Linked DNA regions of Homo sapiens: all the other regions are linked to region 2. The links are chromatin contacts, found by Hi-C or POLR2A ChIA-PET in ENCODE. All regions are on one chromosome and are shown on one strand. The core of a region is the stretch at or near the end of the contact, and the rest is flanking DNA. Distances in the headings are between cores, read along the strand shown. Region 1 overlaps RASSF3 (Ras association domain family member 3). Region 2 overlaps LEMD3 (LEM domain containing 3). Region 3 has its middle 16 kb from the start of LINC02425.

Region 1 (3,978 bases), core at 376-2,875, 540 kb before region 2:
CATCTCCAGAGCTGTGCAGCAGAATGTTGCCCTCAAAAGAGGACAGAGGGCAGGACTGGCTATGCATGCATGCTCACTCCCTTCTTCCAGATTCACTGAGCCTGTTTTCCTTCTGAATTAAGAGGTAAGAAAGTAACACCTGGAAAGATGTACTTTCCCAAGGTCACGCAGATAGCTGGCAACAGGTTTTTCTCCTGGGCTCTAGAGGCCTTTGGTCTGAGTAGAAAGGGCATGGTTATGGGGTTGGCCAGGCCTTGTGTTCACCACATTCTGCTTCTGTGCTCTTAGCTTTCATTTCTGCATCTATACCATGGGGTTAAAATTTCTACCCTCGGGATTCCTGGGAGGGTTACCTAAGGTGTAACTGTTGAATGACCTGAACCAGTGCTTTGCACTCAGAATCAGCAATGTAAATATCACTCAGCCAGCCTGGGGCACTTTCCTCTATCAAACCTTACCAATCCTTTTCTTCTTCTTCTTCTTTTTTTTTTTTTCTCTTCAATTGAAACAGGGTCTCACTGTCTTGCCCAGGCTGAGGTGGAATGTGGCACAATCTCCGTTCACTGTAGCTTCCACTTCACAGGCTCAATCAATTCTCCAGCCTTAGCCTCCAAGTAGCTATAGGCACGTGCCATCACACCTGGCTAGTTTTTGTATTTTTTGTAGAGATGGGTTTTCACCATGTTGCCTAGGCTGGTCTCAAACTCCTGAGCTCAAAGCGATCTGCCTGACTTAGGCTTCGAAAATGCTGGGATTACAGGTGTGAGCCACCATGTCCAGCCTCGTTGTTCTTTCTTTTAATCACCCTGGCTTGGCACCTCAGAAAACATGGTGATTGGAGTTTAGCTTTCAGCAGGGTGGGACTTGGATGTTGACTGTTTTAATTTTGATTTTTTTTTTTTTTTTTTTGAAACGGAGTCTCACTCTGTCGCCCAGGCTGGAGTGCAGTGGCGCGATCTCGGCTCACTGCAAGCTCTGCCTTCCGGGTTCACGCCATTCTCCTGCCTCAGCGTTGTGAGTAGCTGGGACTACAGGCGCCTGCCACCGCACCCAGCTAATTTTTTGTATTTTTAGTAGAGATGGGGTTTCACCGTGGTCTCGATCTCCTGACCTCGTGATCTGCCCGCCTCGGCCTCCCAAAGTGCTGGGATTACAGGTGTGAGCTACCGCACCCAGCCCAATTTTGATTTTTTAGGAGGAAAAAAAATTGTTCCTAAGGAAGTCAAGTCCTAAATTGAAAGACTTTCATATATTACACAAACCCTAGAAAAACTTGGGTTACACCTGGGATTGATTTTGAAGTAGGGCGTTGAACTATGTGTCCTGTTTAACCTCGAGGAGCAAATGGCTTTCCATTCTAAACATTCTCATTTCTTCTCTGGGACATTCTTTAGGTGCTTGTTTGAGTTTCTGTTTTGTTAGGCACATTAGAGGACTCTATATGAACAAGTTCCTAGGGGAGGAAATTGGTGACTTAGATGAAAGGGTGAAAAAGGTGAAACCTTCACATTATTGTGTAAGGGATTGTCCCAGAATGTGTGAAATTTGATGTAGTCCTTCTTGGCTTCGTTTTTTCCTCAGATGTTCTGGATGAAACAGTTCCCCCTGTCACACGTGGAGATAAGGATGTGGCTCTAGGCAGGGCATATCCTGTGTTTAAGACTGTGTTGACTCTTCTTTTACAGTGTCTGCCACTTGTTTCCTGCCTAGGTCTTTAGTTTTGAGTGAAGTACAGCTGTGAAGTCCTAGACTTGTAATGCTAAGGCGTTCATTATGTTAAATTCAGTTTCTCTTTTTCTTTTCTCTGCTTCACATCAGCCTTGTACTTTAGCACGTTTCCAGTCCAGCCTTGGTAGCTGGGCTGCTGTTCTCCTTGACCCGTCCCTTTGCAAGCAGCAGACCACGGCCAGGGTTGGGAGTCCGGCTGGGCCACTGACCGCAGTGCTGAGGAAAGGTGGAGCGGGAGGCCCTTTCCTCCCAGCCTCGGGCTTCCTGTGCAAGCCACTGAGGAGGAAAAGGAGCTGGAGGGTGTGTGAACCCTCAGGTTATACAAGCAGCACTTCTATGCAACAAAGAAAATGTAAATTGCTGTAAATTACCAAAAAAAAAAAAAAAAAAAAAATTGCTGGCAATCTGCTTTCCAGGGCAGATGGAGGGTAGCTTTTATTTATACATTGGTCAGCTGATTGAGTAATGTTTAAAAACCACCTTTACTTCTGGCACTTCTTGGCAGTATCAGTTTTTTTTTTTTAATGGATAGAGAAGCTTTTTTATTTTACAGATAATAACTGCATATCTTTACCTGAGGGAGCTCAGGTTCGCTCTATCTAGCAGCTTCCACGTGTCATCTCTGTATGTGCAGTTGGTGCCTGCATTAAGGAGGACGGACAGCCTTGTGGCGTTGGTGCCTCTGTTTTGTGTCTAAAGCTATTTATTTGGGGGTGGCTGCCCCAGGAGCAGCACATCAAAGTGGTGTTCAGTTATGCTGGCCAAGTGCTGAATTGCATTGTGTTTATTTTTATTTCCAAGGTTATTTTATTTTTTACACATGAAAGCCTTTTTCCCTCCTAGATTTTACTGTTTTTTTTTTTTTCCTGATTAACAAAGATGTACAGACTGAGGAGAAGTTTTTGAAAATTTTGTAAAAATGTTGAAATTTTTATGCAGAAAGAGAAACAAAGTGGGGGCCCATCCCAAATCTCACCAATCAGGCAGAAACTATTTGTCATACTGGATACGGTTTCTCTCTCTCTCTTTTTTTTTTTTTTTTTGTGGGGGGGATCTTTTCATTAAAAAACTCTTCTGTAGGTATCTTAACAGCACTTGCATGGTCCTTAGGAGATGAAGGTGTTTCGCCATTTCTGGAGTGCTGCACATGTAGTTTTCTTCTTTTTAAATTGTCAGTGGCCCTGGCCAGATTACTAATTCCCTACTAAGTTGCCAGTTGTGCTAGTACCCCACCCTCCAAAATCCATATTGACCTTCTGTATCAAAATGGCTAAGTCGTCAGAAACCAGCAGTGGGCAAACGTTAGGGTCTCAGCTTTCCTCCTTTCTTTCACTTGCTTGGCTTCATTGGCTTTGAATCGGATAGACCCGGGTAGGAACCTCACCTAGCCCCTCCACTAACTTTGTGTCCTCCGGCAAAATAAATCTCCCTAAGCCTCTATTTCCTATATGCAAAATAGGGATGATAGTATTACCCAATTCCAGGGTTATTGTAAGAATTCAGAGGCAAGTTGTGAAGGGTGTGGCATGGTGTCTGGAATGGGTGATGATACAGTTCCCTAAGGGGAGCTGCTGCCACCTCTGTGCTGGGGACTCTCCCTTTGCCCCATCCCAAGAATTTGGGTTGGCTAATCCTGCCCTGTCTGGTTTTGGATGAGGGACCAGGAAAGAAAGGGAGGCAGGATAGGGGAGGTGTTTTTGAGAAAAACCTTCTTTTTCCCTCTGCAAGTATTTGTTTCAGGCAGTACGTGAACCCTCGAAGACTGATCGGGGCTGGTCCTGGGTCACCCCAGCAGGGTTCAGTGAAGTGGGCCAGGGGCACTGGACCCTCGGCTTTCTCCCTGCAGGGGGATCTGCCTCCCTGGCCTCGCCTCTTGTGATCTTCTATGCATGTTCACTCCTTACTCACTCTGAGCCTTCTGACTCTGACCAGCCTGTGTTCCTGGCATTCTTTTGATGATGTAAGTGTTTCACACCCTATCTGCAACCAAGCAGGAGGACGGAGAGGACTTCTGCAGCAAAGAGTACCTCTAGAAATTGCTTTTGTGAGGTTCTTTGAGGTGCTAATCACCTAACTTTTATTTGAATTGCTCTGACTTATCATTTAATAACTCCGGAGGACTTTTTACTTCCTTGGCAGGAGGAGGAAGGTGATTCCTCAGATAAAACCAAAACCTAGAGCTGCACTTCTGAAGGAAATTGCTGCTCAGGTAGGGCTGGATGTGTAGGTGTTCTCCATGGGCCCATGCCG
Region 2 (3,591 bases), core at 259-2,758:
ATGGAAGAGTAAATTTTGAAGTACCGTCTTGGTATTATCATTGCTCTAGGATAAGGGATAAGAGCTGTAATTCACTCTCAGGTCCCTCCCTAGTTTTCTAGTGACTGAATAAAGAATGAAGTGGCAAATTTTTGCTGTGGGATGCTTTTGAAACAAGGTTTCTTCTCTTCGGTTACCTAATTGGGAGAGGGTGTTATATATTTTCACTAGGGGTAACAGTATATGTTGTTTCCATTAAAGACTAGGTAATTTGGATGTGATAGAAGATATTGGTGTGTTTTTAGAAATACTGAAATGATTTGGGGAAAGAAAAAATGTATAAAGATACTTTGAAAACTTTGAGGGCTTTTAATTTGTTAGAGTTGCTGTTTTTGGTTGGTGTTTTCTTGTAAAAACTTAACCCCAAGGATATGTTTTACTTCTGCTGTTGTTAATAGGTCTCTGTTCATTTAATAGGTGGCAATTATCATGAGCATTTGGGGAAAAAAATTTTAACGAAGTTTTGTTGGGCAGAAAGTATACTCTTGGCTTTTTTAGGTATGTTATACTCCAGGTATTTTAGACTACAAGGCAAGAGGCAGAAATCTAGAAGGATACTAGGGGTAGAGCAATATTTTCAGCAAAATTGTTTTCCCCCTCTTCAGCTTTCTCTGTTACCCTATCCCTCTCCCTTTTTAGTAGCTCAGAACATACCCTCCTCCAGCATCCTGCAAAATTGAACACTTTTGCTTCAGTGTTAACACACAAAGTGAAATAAAGAAGAGTGCCGAGATAGCACAACAAGCATTTTTCAAGCACTAACTATATATCTAGTACTATGCTTGGTTCTGGGCATGCACATGTGTATAACACACGCTCCCTGTCTTGAGAAGCCCACAGTAGAGCAGTGTGGTGAACATTGATAATTTACAGTTATGCTTTTATGGAGCTACTCACAGAGCTGATTTTCCATTTGATAGTCTTGACAAAAAGTAATTTTGTGTATAATCAAAAAAGCAATACTAGCATAGCTTTTTTTCATAGACATTAAAACTTGTTTTTGGAACTGCACACTTATATTTTTAAGAATTGTTCTTATAAAGAGCAAATAAAACACCTTTTACACTTTGTATTGTTTGGCTAATTTATTGTCATTTGTTTGGCCAAATGACAAGGCATTTTTTTGGTAGTACGTTGAGCTAAATATAGCTGTTCAATGTTTATATTGAAAAATTAATATTATTAAAAAGGGTATCTTTTTAGTCCATGTGTTCTGATCCTTAACATTTTATTTAATCTTGAAGCTATATTATTTCTTCTCCCTATTCCCCTTTTGAGTACTTTTGATTTTCTGTAATATCTTTCAAAACATTTTCTTTCCCAACATTAAAACCCTTTTGATGTATAGAGAAATGTCGTTTAAAAATCCATTAGCAAAATCCCTTATGATGATAACAGGATACATTTTTTTTTCCTTGCTCTTTTATTGTACCTTGTTAAGCTGGTCTCACATGAACTTTCTTAGAATCAGGCAGTTCCTGGTTCCTATGGGACTTCCTGTTTTCTCAAATAAAAATAGAAAAGCATCTCAGAAAGGAAACCTGGTCAGTGTGAACTACTTTGTAAGATCAGTTAGTCTTAGTTAGTCTTAGTTGTGGCCTGGATTATATAGATATATAGTCTATATAAAATATAAAAGTTTACAGGTATCTGAAAGCTTTGAATATTTTCGTATGTAATATCAAAATAAACAAAATGATAAGGAGAAGACTCTGAATAAAAACCCTGAGAGGTGCTACATATTCAGCCGTAAACATTTTTGTATCTTAATTTAGAGGTGAATGAAGGAGGGGCATAGGGGTTGGATGGAAAGTGGTAAATCCTTTCCTTATTATGTAATATTTTATTGTAAATTTGGAATTGCTTAATACTGAGACTTAATTCTTAGTTACTTTGATCTGTATTTTTTTTTCTTGCCACTTTTTCAGATGTTGGCAAGGATTAGGAAGGTGGATTTTTAAAAAATCATTAGAAGTCAGAATTCTAAATGAATTATTCAGTTTTAAAGCATCTTGTAGATTTCTTTCAGTAGTTAACTGCTTCTTAGTCTATATTATGAAGAGAAATCAAATTAAGGTAGAAACAAATGATATAGTCATTAGCAGTAATAATAATGGATAGTGTGTATTGAGTACATATTAAGTGCTTGACACTGTGTCAAACATTTTATCTTGTTTATCTCATTTAATCCTGACAACAACTGTATAAGGTAGGTATCATTGTTATCCATACTCCTTTAAAGAAGAAACTACAATTTAGAGTAGCTAATTAGATGTTAGTTCAAAGAGACATTACTAATAAGTGGTAGAGGTGGAGCTGGGACTTGAACTCAGCTTCTGTGATACCAGAGCACCTGATCTCAATGATTGTGAGGAAAACCACTAATTCAAAGTGAGAATGATAAGTATAAGTCTGAAAAATTACTTCCCTAACCTTTATTATCACCAGTTTGTTTACATTTGGTTCACATATTTATATCCAGTTTTAGCAAAGTACATGCTGGCATTTCAGAGAGTTTGTTTGGGGGATTTTAATTCGTAAGTGATGCTAATACTTGTCTTTTTTTCCTTCCTTGATAGTAGAAAACCCCTTTGGTGAAACATTTGGAAAAATACAAGTAAGTAAACGATCATAATACTGATAATTTTGTGTCATGTTTTATATGATAAAAGCATGAGAATGACTATCAACTAAAAAAAAGTAATTTTAAAGTTATTTTAGTCTTAAACAATAGGTTTTATCAACTTAAAAAAATAGTAATTTTAAGGTTATTTTAGTCTAAAACAATAGGCTTTCTTATTCTGAGTATTCCCTAACTGTCGTATAATTAAATCTGACACAGATTTTCTCTTAAGAGCTGAACTGTTTATCACTTTACTGTAAAAGACTACTGCCAAGTAAAATGGGAGTGGCATATCATCAGTGGATCTTGTCTTACACTTAGAAGTATGCCTGTTGCCTGTAGTTGTTGGATACCTTAGCAGTTTTTGTCCGTTTTGCCCTCATTTTACCTCTTTGGATCTTCTGCATATTGGCATGCCTATTCGACCATCAAAAGGACTTAGAAAGGAAGCATATCCTTCAGGCTATTTCTTTAATTTTTTAAAGAGTGCTATAATACTAATTTTAACCTAAATTTTACTTATATAAAAATATTTTTCACTTACCCATCATTACAGGGACTTCAGAGATTAAGATGTTTAAGCTTGTAATTAGTTATTAATTTTTTATTATAGGAACTGTTATATAGACCTGTATAGAAAACATTATTTGTTGTACTGAAGGATGTGTAATAATGTGTAATCACATCCATAGAATATTACTTTCTGTTGTTAAAGTGGAACTCTGAAATGATTAGTAATATTCTATTGCAGTGATAATTGTTTAAAACAAAGTTGGCTTTTTCAGTTGCCTTAAGTATAACACTGCTACAGTGTCATAATTTAAATTTGGTACAGTATACTTACTGAACATTAGAAATAGAAGACTATTTTCTTCTGTTTAATTTTCCCCAAGGAAGAAACTGAAATTCTGAACTTCTGAATAATAGTA
Region 3 (3,683 bases), core at 796-3,295, 840 kb after region 2:
GCAGTAGAGTGAAAGGGTGAGGGAAAAGTCGCCGGCTTCAGAGAGACCTGAGTTCTAGGCCCAGGTCTGCCACTACACTGTTTTTAATTGTGTTTATAATCTTGATGGGTATTCACCAAGTAATTTATCAAGTGCTTACTGTGTGCTGGGCACTCTTCTCAAGGCTTTGAGTCTATTAATTTAGTTAATTATCACAATGATGATAAGTACTTATTTTCACACCACTTTATACATGAGACAGCAATTAAGTCACTTGCGCAATGTCATACAGCTCAGAACTGGAGGACCTGGGATTCAAACACACAAAGTCTGGCCACAGAGCACAAGCTCCTAGTGACTACGCTATCTTTCAAGTTATCTAAGCCCATTTTCTCATCTTAAAAAATATAGCTTATAAGCCTCATAGAATTATTATGTTGGTTAAATGAGATAATGCATATAGGCCGGGTGTGGTGGCTCACACCTATAATCCCAGCTACTCGGGAGGCTGAGGCAGGAGAATCACTTGAATCCAGGAGGTGGAGGTTGCAGTAACCCAAGATCATGCCACTGCGCTCCAGTCTGGGTGGCAGAGTGAAACACTGTCTCAAAACAAAACAAAACAACAAAAAAGAGATAATGCATATAAATTTAGCACAGGGCCTGGGGTATAGTAAGCAATAAAAAGATGTCAGATATTATTTTTTGACTTTCTCTGTCCTTTCAGCCCAGACCCCCAGAGGTGGAACCAGCAGGGGAAACTTGAAGAAATCGTGCCAGTTTCTTTTCTTCCCCACCCAGGGAGTCCTGTGTTCATATACTGTTGTGCTACATAACTAATACTTGAAGGAATAATAATGAGGCCATTGAGTGCCAATAATATGTTAGGCATTATACAAAATTCGTCATTCTACAAAACCTGTTTGCTTCCCAAGCCTACTCAGTCTCTGCTGAGTGGGTTTAAGATTACTGGCAATATATCCATTGCAAACCCTTTTAGCCAGGAGTGTCTGCTGCTTTGTCTTTAAGATTTTGTCTCTGCAAGAATATTGGACTCTTTGATTTCAGCGGCAAGGGTGTTTGGGTAGCAGCCAGAGTCTAACATTTTTTGTCCTTTAAAGCCTTCATGCATCTGTTGTTTGGCCATCACAACTGACTGCCTTGACTTGGTTGGAATTACAACTCAATTTACACCCTATATTTTCCCTTTATTTCTTCAGCATCATACAGGACTCAAGATTTAACAGCATTTCTTTGACTTTCTGGCCTCCTCTCGAGACTTTGATTTATTTCTACAAGCCATATAACAGTGTTCTTGGCAGCCAATAAGAACTCTTCAATTGGACACTCTAATCAGGCTCTTTTCCTTGGCAACAAGTTCTAGCCACCTCCTCTTCTTTGCTGAGAGAAAACTCAGAAAAAAAAAAAAAAAAAAAAAAGGTGCGCCAGTTTAGAAGGAAGCAAAAGCTATCTCAACAGGTGAAAGAAAGCCAACTCTCGTGAAAGTGGGAAGGGAAAACTCTGCCTCTATAGGTATTGTTTCTTTAGGAAGCCATAAGGCCAAAATAACTGGTTATAATCCAGAGTATTGAATGTTTTTCCTGATACTCACTTGTCACATGATTTAAGTCAAGCCTGTTTGCTTCTCGGGGACTCAGTTTTCCCATCTGTAGAATATTACTCTCTGGCATCTTCACCACAGAGTTTAAAGCATTGGCCATATGTTAACCTCTTTACTTTTCACAATCCTGTAAGAGTCAGGCACAGATACTTTGCTTCAGACCTGAAAGGAAAAAGAGAAGCAAAGAAATTGTGGGGTCTGCCTACAGTTGCAGTATAGCTGGGATAACAATTTACATTGTTTATCTTAATGCCAAATGCTATTGTTTTCCAGAAACTTCTCTGTCAGAAAAATGGAATTATTAACAGAGAAATATGGCACCTTGCTTGCAAGTCATTTGACTTGGCTGTTTAAATGAAGTTAGGGGATTTCAAAACCCAATCTAATAGAAAAACATTGGTCAGAGTTTGACATTATACAAATATTTCATACTTGGGGCCTACTGCCTTGAAACACTGACTAATCCTCACTGTTACCTTGTGAAATACATTATTAGTCATTATTAGTTCCATTTTACAGCTGGAGGAACCAAAGAAGAAAGTTCAAATGGCTTCTCTGGGGCCACAGAGGAAGTCAGTACTACACAAGAGAAATTCTTGTATTTTCTCTCTCTTTTGCTCACCCAGATAGAGAAAGCAGGTTTTCTGGAGAAGTTCTCACATCTGAAATCATTCATGAAACTAGAGGCAAATTCACATGGCATTAGTTTTTGAGAACAGTCACAGCTACAGCATTTCTAAAAATGTAAACATAACAGCAAATGTAAGATCCATATTGGAAAAACACCCTTGAGGTTGTGTTTCTCTAATTGTAGTCATTGGGCTTCCAGGAATTTGAGAGCACAGACCCCAAACCATTCACAGACCATGACACTTCTCTTACTCATGAATTAACTATATATTGGTATTCAATGAAAAGCTGATGTCTTTTTATGCGTACCCTAGCCAAAAATAATGCTAGGCTTCCTGATGATTCTCAAGATGTGTGGTGAAGTGTGTGTGTGTGTGTGTGTGTGTGTGTGTGTGTGTGTGATGTCAAGTAGACATTTACTGAACATTAACTGTGTATCAAGCACTGTGCCTACTTGTTGGAAAATAGAAGTAAAAATCTCCTTCCCCTAGAAGAATTTAGGATTTAGGTAAGAAAATAAAATACACATATCTACCAGGCTCTGGTAAAATCTAGAGTTCAAATATGTTATTTTTAATTTTGCTTAACCCCATATTTCTTTAACTTTTGGAATTCAGAATTTTTCTTCAAGAAGCACCTAATAATAATGCCACTATAATTAGTACTTTTCACTTTAAAATTAATTTTTTAATCTCTCCATCAGTATTCAGGTTTAGAATTTCCTAAAAGACCATGTACTTAAGCTTTCTTATAAAACAATTACATCATCAAGATGCAAATAAAGACTTCTTAATTTCCATCTATATTCAATTATTTTATGTTAAATTTGGGCTTCCCGTCTGCCAAGTTATATGCTGTATGGTGAACATATAAACAGGAAGCCAGCATTAGCCCTGCCCAGTAGTGTAGTGGAAGAATGACATGGAAACCTCTGATTGCAATACAATGAGACGAATGCTGGTTGACACACCTACAATATATGACCAGCGCCTGGAAACCAGCCATGCTAGCACATGGGGGTGCACGGAGGTGTACCGGGCGAAGGAAGGCTTTATGGAGGAAGTGATGTTTGAGCGGCTCTGAAAAAAACAGAAGGTCCCCAAGGTGAGAAGAGGATGAGGACTTTTCCAGGCAAAAGGAGAGGCAAAATGGCGTGATTTGGGAGTCTCCTGGGGATCTACCCGTCAAGAGAAAACCTCCTGAGAAGGTCTATAAGTGGAGCAGCGTCTACAGGGCGCTTCGCACAGCAAGCTGAGTCAAACACCAAACTGCTTCAGCTAACGAAATCTGCTGCCAGCATCTTCTGCTGTAACCTGCAAACACTGAGATACCTCTAACTTCTCGCCTTTCTTCCCTTCTTCCTCTTCCAAAAAAAAATGGTAGTGTCTGCTTCCAACTTCTCAAGCATGTGGAAAAAGACCTTGAGCTCCATCAGTGAGTAAGACCAGATAAA

What was found. Hi-C counts contacts between places; a loop is a spot of excess contacts on that map. ChIA-PET counts read pairs that join two places held with the same protein, here RNA polymerase II (POLR2A). Pooled maps may share reads with other maps.
Region 1: a pooled map shows a loop between it and region 2 (4-fold over the local background). The contact joins two enhancer-like sites. A Hi-C loop is called at or near these places in 1 of 37 single-sample maps with no recorded cell type and 2 of 50 pooled maps. POLR2A ChIA-PET finds 5 or more read pairs at or near these places in 1 of 52 experiments (common myeloid progenitor, CD34-positive).
Region 3: a loop to region 2 is called in a pooled map, with 2.5 times the contacts of the local background. The contact joins two enhancer-like sites. A Hi-C loop is called at or near these places in 1 of 37 single-sample maps with no recorded cell type and 1 of 50 pooled maps. POLR2A ChIA-PET finds 5 or more read pairs at or near these places in 2 of 52 experiments (PC-3 and T-cell).

The regions. Positions count from the first base shown.
Region 1 is chr12:64,667,791-64,671,768 of GRCh38, forward strand. All of the region lies in intron 1 of RASSF3 (Ras association domain family member 3), which reads left to right. Among named protein-coding and RNA genes, the nearest start is that of MIR548Z, 47 kb to the left of the region's middle. RefSeq lists enhancers at 1,521-1,680, 1,901-1,960. Within about 2 kb of position 1,626, at least 30 of the 41 ENCODE cell types and tissues checked have a DNase peak (open chromatin) inside an H3K27ac peak, as active enhancers do.
Region 2 is chr12:65,208,308-65,211,898 of GRCh38, forward strand. It overlaps LEMD3 (LEM domain containing 3), which reads left to right. Exons shown (of 13, transcript NM_014319.5): 2 at 2,619-2,656. Among named protein-coding and RNA genes, the nearest start is that of LEMD3, 41 kb to the left of the region's middle. Within about 2 kb of position 1,509, at least 2 of the 41 ENCODE cell types and tissues checked have a DNase peak (open chromatin) inside an H3K27ac peak, as active enhancers do.
Region 3 is chr12:66,045,451-66,049,133 of GRCh38, forward strand. No RefSeq gene overlaps it. Among named protein-coding and RNA genes, the nearest start is that of LINC02425, 16 kb to the left of the region's middle. Within about 2 kb of position 2,046, at least 2 of the 41 ENCODE cell types and tissues checked have a DNase peak (open chromatin) inside an H3K27ac peak, as active enhancers do.